Linked DNA regions of Mus musculus: region 1 is linked to region 2. Evidence: chromatin loops called from intact Hi-C (ENCODE). Cell type or tissue: heart. All regions are shown on one strand. Links, peaks and the distances in the headings refer to the core of each region. The heading gives the core; the rest is flanking DNA. Region 1 overlaps Gm35051 (a long non-coding RNA gene). Region 2 holds the start of Sdhaf3 (succinate dehydrogenase complex assembly factor 3).

Region 1 (5,384 bases), core at 299-5,298, 700 kb after region 2:
AGGGCCAATGTAGGCTTCACAGTAAGCTGTCATCTCAAATAACTCAGTAATAAGCAAAACAAACAAATGTGTATTTTTAAATTTTATTGTATTTTTCAACACTTTCTTTTCTTTTTTTATTTTTATATATTTCAAGATTTTATTTTTCTCACTGTGTACCCCTGGCTGTCCTAAAACATGCTCAGTAGACCAGGTTGGCCTCATACTCACAGAGATCAGCGTGCCTCTGCCTCAGAGGTGTTGGGATCAAAGGCATGAGCCACCTGGGCACAACTTTGTATTTTATAGATGTCTTTGAATGGTAGTCTAAGTCAGTCTCTCCTGGTGGGCACTGCTGTGTATTTTATAGATGTCTTTGGATGGTAGTCTAAGTCAGTCTCTCCTGGTGGGCACAGCTGTGTATTTTATAGATGTCTTTGGATGGTAGTCTAAGTCAGTCTCTCCTGGTGGGCACTGCTGTCAGTACTGGGACTGAGTAAGTCCTCGTTCTACATTCTCTGACATGCTTAATATTTCTGGAACCAGTAAAAGTTGAATTATTTCCAGTAATTTCCTTAGTATTTGGCCAATGATCCTTTAAAGAAATGGTAAAATCTAAGGGTAAAGAGAAAGCTTATTCTTAGAGCCATAAAAACACTTTCCCTTGCCTCACCTGTAAATGATGCATAATGGTGAATCTAGTCTTAGAAACCTTAGTAAAATGTATTTCATTCATGACAGAAATCCAATAAAGGCAAATGAAATATGATTGCAGTTAATAACTAATACATTTTTAAAATCTTCATAACAATAAAAAAGAGCTAATACCAGTAAGAAACAGGACCAAGAAAATCTCCAAAAAATGCAAATTAAAAAAAAAAACTATTAAGAACGATTAACAAGAAAACCATGCTCAAAGGCAAAGGGATATAAATGGTATTAATTTTAATAGTGAAATAGGCTGCAGTGGCCTGATGTTGAAGTTTAGTTTCTAGAACTTATAGTAGAATGAGGGAAGCAACTCCTGAAAGTGGTCCTCTGACCTCCACACAAGTGCTCTCTCTCCTCTCTCTCTCTCTCTCTCTCTCTCTCTCTCTCTCTCTCTCTCTCACACACACACACACACACACACACTCACACACACACATACACACACACATGCACGTGCACACATGCTATCACACACACATACACAAGCACACATGATGTCATACTCATGCTGTCTCTGTCTCTCTCATACACACACACACACACACGTACATGTATAAATACCACACATGCACCCACCACACACAGCAAACACACAGCACATGCACACATGCTGTCACACACACATACACACACAAACACACTACACACACCACATACCACACATTCACATACACACACATGCATGCACACGTGATGCACAGAATAATAATAAACAAAATTAAATTTTCAATGATATTTTACCTTTAGAACTAGAAACTATATTTAAATAAAAATGCTCATTGATGGTGAGGATTCAAAGAACCATGGGTATAGAGACAGATCCTTGTAGGTCTCATGCAGGAAGTTTAAGGAGAGATATCAAACCTTACCATGTTATAAATCATTTAATCCACCAACCCTACCTTCAGGAACTCAGTTTTATCACTACAGATGTGAACAAATATTCATCTGCAATATTATGTGTCAAATGATCACTTTCATCATAAAAGGTATACACACACACATATATATGTATATATATACCCTACAGTTTAAGAACAGAAACATTAGATGAATTGCTGCATAGTCAAAAAATATAATATGAATCTTAAATTATGATTTTTGAGAGCTGAAGTTGTGAAACATATTCTAAGAATATTACTCAGGAAAGCACAAAATACAAAGCAGGATGCTAAACAATATGTGGAAAATATTATAGTTCTTTTAAAAATATATAAACCAGTTGGGCTGGGCTGGAGACATGGGTCAACAATTAAGAGCACTGCTGCTCTTGCAGAGGACCCAGATTTTGTTTCTAGCACCCAGATGGTGGCTCACGGTCATCTACAACTCCGTTTCTATGGCATCCAACACTAGGTTCTGACCTCTGCAGGCATTTGTATGCACATATACAGATGAAAAAACATTCTGTATCTTGTCCAATGTTTTCTAGATTGGAGACATCAGTGTTTATGAACTGAGAAATCTAACACGGTGCCTTGCAACACTGCAGGCATATTAAAAACATACCTGGCTAATCACATGTGTTCTTATCTTGTTTCATCTGCTGTATTAAAACAAACAAACAAAACACTGACAAGAAACAACTTAGAGGAGAAAGGGTTTAATTTGCAATTCTAGGTCACATCCCATCATTGTGGGAAAGTCAAGATAGGCCGCTGATCAAGTCGCATTCACAGTCAAGAGCAGAGAAAAATAAATATATTACACAATCACTTGTTTGCTTACTTGCACTTAGCTCTATTTCTCATTCTTATACTGTTCACAACTCCTGTGTAGGGAATGGTGCTGCCCACAGTAGCCTGAACCTTCCCACATCAATTAATTGACTTTAGACCATCCTGCATAGACACACCCACATAATGCATAGGCAGTACTTCATTGACATTCTCTTACCAGGAGATTCTAGGTTGTGTCAAATTGACAATAAAAACTAACTAGCACAACATGTATAAATAATGACTACCAAAGCACTATAAAAACACTCACTAAAATGACTATTTCTTTTTAGTTCCAAGATTGATTGTGTCTTTCTTTATTTATTTATTGTTTCTGGGTTGTATATAATGCGTATGTATGACGTTCACTCAGTTAAAGGAAATTATGGATCTTAAAGGGGGGGATTTTAGTCATGCTGTAGCTGGTTTGCCCATGTGTCATGCTCAGCTGTTACTCATAATCTGAACTCATTCAGGAGTCAGCTCGCTAGCTGAAGTGGCAGGGATGCTACAAAAGTAAGACAGGAGCTTAGCAACCACACACTGTATCTAGATGCATGAACAAAGTAAGGGAGGAATAACACCCCCTGCACACACACACACACACACACACACACACTCACCCCGAAGAGGACAGGGTCCAGGGCCAATTTCACTGAAACTCAAATCACAAAAGCATCATAGCAAAGAGTGTTGGACAATTATTCCTTTATTGTGTCTCACCTGAGGTATTGTTTGAACTGACTGTTAACAGATGTCAATATTATAGTTAGTATTTGTAGAAGGGTTTGGTTGCCTTCAAATTGGAACACTACTGGCTTCATTAGTCTTAGTTGCCTTGTGTAAAAAAAGAGACAGCAAGCACGAGTTCCACCTAGTGGCCATATCATATTAATGCACAAGGCTACCAATGAACTTAGAAAATAAGTCATAATAAGTCTAGGAACTGGCTCTTCACCCTAACACGCCTTATCAGCTGCAGTACCCTGATTTCCAAAACTTCCTTCCTACCTACAGTTTAAATTTTTATAAATGTGACAGCTCTGGTCATCCTGGAAAAGATGTTACTCTGAATTGTCATTATCTCTCTAGCATAAATTACCAAACATAAAGGCAGACTGGCATTTGGTCTGTCATAGCATTGTCTATCCTGCAGTCAGACTCGCCTGGATCCCTCCTCATTCACTTCAAACAGTTGTTCTTTCCATGATCCAAGACACTGAAAGCATGAAAATGAAAGAATACATTTTGTTCTCTAGCTGATGAGAAGTGATGATCTATGCTAAATAAAATATATAGGAAGCCATTTGGTCTGATGTTCTGATGTAGATGCCAAAGTACTGACCTGCAAGGAAGATATTCATGCTAAAGTTGCACACAACTAAGTTACTTATCTGAACTGAGAGATCGGGAGAGGGTCCAGTGATACTCAGACTTCCGAAAGCATCAATAGTCAACAACTCGATAAGCAGGATGGAGGTTGGTCCCATATGGGTTCTTGTATTTGAATAATTGGTTCTCAGTTGGGAGATTGTAGGGCCTTTCATAGATACTGCCTTGCTGGAGGAAGTACATTACCGGGAATAGGCTCTGAGAGTTTATAGCCTTGCCCTACTTCATTTCCTCTTCCTGCTTCCTGTTTGCAGTTAATAGATATGATCTCCCAGGCTACTGCTCCTGCTGACCATTGCCAAGCCTCCCTCACAATTATAGGCTTTCCCTCCGGAAGCACATGCAAAAATAAATAAACTTTTTCTTCTGTAAGTTCCTTCTGGTCATGATATTTTATTACAGAAACAGAAAGTAATTACTAATACAATCAATGCCACCCCTCTTACCTCCCAAGGGGAAGTAATTGGAGATAACCAGATGTTAACAGACCTCTGTACTGTGTTGTACTGTTTCCTTATTCTGCTCGAACTATATTACATAAAACAAAAAACAAACAAACAAACAAAAAAATGTTCTGCCATACCCAAAAGAGAGGTTTTACGTTTTAGATAAAAACTGATTCTGGAGTGGAAAACAAATTCTAATTAGGTCAGTTCATGGACTGTTTTGAAGGTTGTCTTTTGACATGTCATAAGATACTCTTTTGGATTATTATAATGGGGCCAAGTCATCATCTCCTCTAGGCACCCACTCACGATCCCCTTTCTAAAGTATAGTGCTGCCAATAGAGGACACCAGACTCCCCAGCAAAACAGATGCCCCAAGGGTGATGATGGCCAACATTAGAGCTGCATCCTTTCCAATGGCCTGCCCCTAGCCAGTGGGAACTCCCTCATCAGAAATACCCAGAAGGTTCTGCCTTATTTCATGGGCCTCTAGAGTCAAACACTAATTAAATTATGTAAATTATTGTTAACACACAGGACATTTGTTTGACCTAAATATTCTCTAACATTTTAATCATTACTTAAAAAACAAACTTCTACAGAAATCTCTATTTATGGGTTCTCTTACAAGTGGTGTCACCTGGCCTTGAAGAACCAGATCTGAGGACAGACTGAGTGGCCTTCATCATTGTCCATAGCTCCTCAACTCTAGACAGCAACAGTTATGTACATGGGCCTGGTCCCTCTCAGCAACTGAGTATCTGATTTCTGACCAGGTCATCAATACATTGTGGCATTGACAGTAGACCTGCTTCACAATATCCCCCCCACCCCCACTGCCATGAGAAATTGTGTTGCCCAATACAGAGATGGGGCTCCCCACCTCACTTTTTCTTTAAAGTCTGAGATGTTCATTTTCTCACACCGTTATGTTCATGTTAATCACAAAGGAGCACTGGGTATGGCACAGTCCTGGGTCACACTGATTGAAAACAAATAGCCAGAAATACTACCTGAGTAACATGTCAAATCACAAGACAGTGTGACAAAGGGATTTGCATGATCATTTCCTGAAGTTGTGGCTTTTAATACATAACCAAGAAAAGTACTTAACTGTAGATTCACACATACCCAATTC
Region 2 (5,384 bases), core at 273-5,272:
TCAACTCCATTTCCATCATTGATTTGCTAGTGCCTTGTGGGTTTTTTTTTTTTTTTTTGTTCCTTTTAGGCTGAATCAATTCTTTTATTAGTTCGTTGGCAGGATGTTTTTTTCCACATTTTAATAAGGAGCTTTGGCTCTGAAAGAAGGATTTATTATACTTGTTAATTTAACCTGAAGAGAAACCAGAAAAAAAAAGCAAACTAGAATAAAATAATTTTCAATTTTCAAGGATATTAACAGATGAAATTTGGTAGCAAAGATGCCCTGAAATAAAATAACCACACTGCTCTTCAATCCTTGCCATTAATGTGATTTGTCATGATACCAAATTAAATTTATTAAGATAGTATTTTAGGCAAGTAATTTCCTTAAAGTTAAAGGAAAAACTCTATTCAAGGGCATAAATACTGGAGTGCTTCTTATTTTGTGCTGTACAGTAGTGAGACCTCGAAATGAGCAAAAAACATTGTAGGCTATTGTCTTTTTTGATTTCATAATTGTTACACAGACAGAAATCCTATGTTTGTGAGACAACTGCACACATTCTTGCCCTCTTGTGTTTTACCAACATGCAAATCCTGATGTGCTCAACACCACTAATAAACGCTCTGCACCAATGCAACAGTAATGTGGTTATTACATGTCTAGAGCACAGCCAGACCGGTGGGAAACACTCCCTCCTCCTGAAAAACGCCTTCCCCTAAGTATTCTTGTCAGAAGCTAGAATCAGTAACTAAGCAAAGTACGGCCTGCTGAGTATTATGAAGACAAAAAAGAAAAAACAACAAAAGCAGGAGCACCATGGGAGGTTTGGCTTGGTTATGTTAGTTTCAAACAAGGCTGTTGGGAAAGGTCACACGACAGTGAGCCGACACACTGGTTCTGGCAAGTGATGCCTCCTACCAGCCCCCGGAAGTGCTCCAAACAAGGTTTCCGGTTGGAAGTGAAGGAGTTCAAAGATGGAGGCCAGTGTGAGTGGAACTGACTTACTAGGGAGTGAATAAATAGAACATTTAAATTCTAGAGGTAGAGAGACTTTGAGTTGTTCAATAACAGAGTGCTACTGAGGATTTGTTAAGCAGAGGAACGATGTTATCTAATTACAGCCTGGGTAGATCATAACTGAAGTTCAACATGGCCAGAGGCAAGAACACAGATACGGTAGCTATCCAGTAGAAAGAGATAATTATGGTACAGGGTGTGATGGAAATAATGTTTGATTCCTGCATGATTTTGGTGGTGGAGCTATTAGGATTTGCTGAAGGATTAAAATTTAATTGGAACGAAAGAATAAGGACAAGAAGCTATCAGCTTTTGAAATAGTTACTTTTTTTTTCCCCACCTCTACACAAGTTTGGACTTGTGAACATCTAGATTTCTTGTTTTTGTAAGACCCCCGATGCTGGGCCTCTGCAAGTCCCCAGGTGAGCTGGCCAACACCCCAACGTCCTGAGAGAAAACCATACCTGATGCAAACTGCAAGAGGTTTTATTATCAGCTAGCTGAGGATGAAGTCCCTTTGCTGGTGCAGGGCAGGGGAGTTCGACCCGGTGACAGTAGGGAGCTTTTAACAGCTAGCTGAGGAGTTAGGAGGAGTTGGGAGGAGACTTGGGAGGAGTTGGGAGGAGAGTTGGGAGGACTTGGGAAGAGTTCTTCTCTTCCGGGTGTCCTTGGTGAAATTTACAAGGCAGGAGTGGGGAGTGAGTTCTTTCTGAATTTTTATCTCTGTGTCCTTGGCACAGGAAGGCAGGCATCTCTGGTTGTACAGTATAGAAACAAAAAGGCTTTTTGCTGGCTATAGAGAACAAAGAGCTTCTTTCTAGCTGTATTTTTTAAAGATCAGGGAAAACAAGCTTGGGAAACATCCAGGGGCTTTATCTTCCAGGGAGAAACGCTCTAAGTCAGGGTCTCACATTTTCATCTCACATTGTTTAATAAAAATTCTCAGAATCTTGGTCTTGGAAAAAAAATACACATAAAATAACTCCCAAGATTCTTTCATAGTGCACTTGACCTAGACCAACAAAGTCTGCCCTTCAGGGCTCACTTGTGATAACTACCTGGAAGAAGCTATGCCTACTGCATAAACTCCAAGTACAGCACTGCAAAGGACGAGGGCTGTTGCGAGGGACCGGCGAATGCCACACTATTTCAGAAGCCATAACACTTTGGATTAACCACGCAAGGCTTTCTGGAGAAGACTTCAGTTCGATGAAGTCTTTCTCAAATATTTAATAAGAAGAAACTAGCAAATGGAGAAGATGAGTTAACTCTGAAGGTAACAAGTCGCTCACACAAGACTTTTTGTCTTACACAGCAGCACCTCTCTAGGAAACTCAAGAAATTACAACTACTCCTCAACAGCCGCGCCTTTGGCAGAGCGTTTCTGTCCGCCCGCCCCAAATCCGGGTTTCCGGAAGGACAAGATTCTATGACGGACCAAACCGGATGAAGGTCGCGCGCTCTCTTCCGCCCGCTTTGGGGTTCACCCATAGGCGACTTCCTAGCGGGGGCGGAGCTACGCCCACCTTCTGCGCAGGCGCGGCGCGATGCCGGGGAAGCATGTCTCGAGAGTCCGGGCTTTATATAGGCGAATCTTGCTGCTACATCGGGCTCTGCCCCCGGACCTCAAAGCCCTGGGTGACCAGTACGTGAAGGACGAATTTAGGAGACATAAGACTGTTGGTCCTGGCGAGGCCCAGCGATTCTTGAAGGAATGGGAGGCAAGTGACGCCCCCTCCCCGCCCCCTCGTCCCGGACCTTGGGTTTTCAGTTCAGACCCCACCTTCCTAGCTGCTTCCCAGGGTCCGTGCACGGCCAAACAGGGCGTCTGGAATAGACAGACTAAAGTGGTCAAACAGCACTTCTTTCAAGCTCCGTCGCGAATCCCCCAGCTTCCCGCACAGGCTCTGTGCTTGAGCAGTTTCCCCCGCATTCAGAAGAACTTTCTGAGAGTGCTGAGGGTGCCAGGTGCTGGAGAGAGAAGGGTGGCGTGTCTCAGACGTTACTGCACTCCTGACTGTTTAGTGCTCCAAAAGTTCGTCGGCGTTTGTCCTTTGCGTTGCCTTTAGGCTGTTTAGGTGACAGCCGTGTAATTAACATGATGTCATTACTTAGCTGCCAGAATTAGATCATTTCGATCATTTGTTAATTTGTAATTGTAGGGCCTTAGTAAGCTTTCCACTTGACAGATAAATTATATAACCTAGAAAAGACCTAAGGATTGCAATTTGTTAAAGGGGTAATGCTGGCGGGGGCACGCGTTTGGATTCAGTGTTTGACTTTTCTCTTTTCTTTCTTATTATTTATTTTAGGTACATATTTATTTATTTGTGTGTATACGGGTGTGTGTGTGTGTGTGTGTGTGTGCTGGAGGTCAGAGGCTAACCCAAGGGAATGGTCTCTCCTTCCACCACATGGCTCCTGGGGATCAAACCGCGGGCTGCACAGCTTGGCAGCAGACACCTTTCTCAGTGAGCCATCTCCACGACCCTAATACCTTTTTTTTTTTTTTTTTTCTCTTAAGAATGAAGGGGGAGAAAGAGTATTGCATGATGCTGAAGAGTCTTGCAGGATCTCCTCCCATCTTGAAAATATCAGGAGGTGAAAGGAGTTGGGCATTTCTAGAGTGCATCTAGGTATTTTAAAGAAACTGCTCTGGTAAAGTAAAAAAGATTTTTCATGCTGATAGTGGCTGAAGTGATATTTACCTTTAAAACAACATAAAGATTAGGCTAGGGAAAAGCATTTTCATTGAATTCTATAATTCTTGATTGTAGAATTATTGAAGAGAGAACTTTATAATAATGAAATGTATAACTTTCTTAAAAGTCTTGGTTTATTAGATATAATTTGGTTGCCAGGAGCTGGGGAGGTTTAATATTTTTAAATGCAAAACACTTTCTTTAAATATGTAGTTGGTATTGAAATCAGAAAACTAGATTTAAATTCAGACCTCAGCATTTACTAAACATTACATCAGTTAATTTTTCTAGTCTTTCGGTCTGTAAAATAACGGTATTTACAACAGGCATCTCAATGTTAGTGTATTTATTACTTTATTTTATTCAGTTTGTTTGAGTCAGTGTTTTCCTGTGTTCTTGGCTGTCCTGGAACTCAATCTGTGGACCAGGCTGGCCTGCAACTCAGAGATCTGCAATGGATAATGCTAGTATATTTAAAAAGTACTATTTATATTGTTAATCATATCAAAGCTATAATAAGTGTTTGTAAAGTCATGTCTATTAAGTAAGTTTGAAGCCAGACAGGAAGACTTTATCTGTGCTGAGAAGAAAGACTTCTAGTTTGAAAGTCCTAAAGTCTAAGGACTAGAAAGTTTAAGGAAAATGTAGGAAAGGATAGAACTTAGAATAAGTTTATAAAAAGCTGAAGGAAAGGATACGAGAAAACTGGGAAATGTGTTGATGATCACAGGAGGCTTAGTGACAGCAATATCACTTTTTTAAAAAATATTTTAAAATAGCTTTAGACTTACAGTAGAGTTGCAAAGACAATTTAGAGTTCACATACATTCAATACTCTGCTTCCCCCTTTGTTAATATATAACCAGAACATTTATCAAAATGTAGAAAGTTACCATTGCTCGGGAACTTTTCATTACAGGACTTACTTCACACCATGCTGCTGCTTTCAAGACTATCCCGTCTCGGTTTCAGGATCAGAGCTGGATCCCACTCTGCACTTGGCTTTTTTTGTTTATTTGTTTGTTTGTTTTTCGAGACAGGGTTTCTCCGTATAGCCCTGGCTGTCCTGGAACTCACTTTATAGACCAGACTGGGCTCGAACTCAGAAATCCGCCTGCCTCTGCTTCCCGAGTGCTGGGATCATTCTTTTTTGCCCTCTTTGATGTCCTGGAGCTCAGTGACAGTTGTTCAGTCTTTCCTTGACGCTTTTTTGAGAAGTGCTCTTCTGTCACTTAGGACAGTGCATCGGTTTGGGTTTATTTGATCTTTACTGATGATTGGATTGATTACATTCTTGAAAGAATCTCATGAGGTGAAGTGTTGTCAACACATTATCAAGTCATAAGTGTGATGATAATTTGGTTAAGGTGATACCTGCTGGATGTCTTTAGTGTTAAGTCAAAGCTGTGTTTTAGGGAAAGGTTATCTCTCTGCACTTCATATGCTGACGGTTTGATCCCTAATGTGGTGTGCTGAGAGAGCAAATAGAAACTTTTAAGAGGTGGGCCCCAGTGTAAGGCCATCAGCTCATTAAGAGCATCACTGAGGGGGGAGATTGATGTCATTTTAGGAATCCTGGAAATTCCTGTTGGAGCTGGTTGTTGTAATAAAAATAAACACAAAGAAAATCCATAGCCTGAGCTCAGTGCAGTGACACATGCTTGAAATCCTATGTAT

The links. Hi-C counts contacts between places; a loop is a spot of excess contacts. Peaks named below come from ENCODE experiments on the same cell type or tissue, not always from the same donor. Only the 100,000 strongest peaks of a DNase experiment are listed, where the experiment ranks them.
Region 1: a loop joins it to region 2, with 5 times the contacts of the local background. A loop is called at or near these places in 7 of 42 quality-filtered maps.

The regions. Positions count from the first base shown.
Region 1 is chr6:7,657,616-7,662,999 of GRCm38, forward strand. The region is part of intron 2 of Gm35051 (a long non-coding RNA gene); the gene reads left to right. Among named protein-coding and RNA genes, the nearest start is that of Gm35051, 33 kb to the left of the region's middle. In heart, for the core only: a CTCF peak has its summit at 3,293 (motif pointing left); a DNase peak (open chromatin) is centred at 4,016.
Region 2 is chr6:6,953,475-6,958,858 of GRCm38, forward strand. It overlaps Sdhaf3 (succinate dehydrogenase complex assembly factor 3), which reads left to right and starts at 2,544. Exons shown (of 2, transcript NM_001077713.1): 1 at 2,544-2,726. The coding sequence starts at 2,553. In heart, for the core only: a CTCF peak has its summit at 2,333; a DNase peak (open chromatin) is centred at 2,487; H3K4me3 peaks cover 1,654 bases; H3K27ac peaks cover 1,215 bases; H3K27me3 peaks cover 416 bases.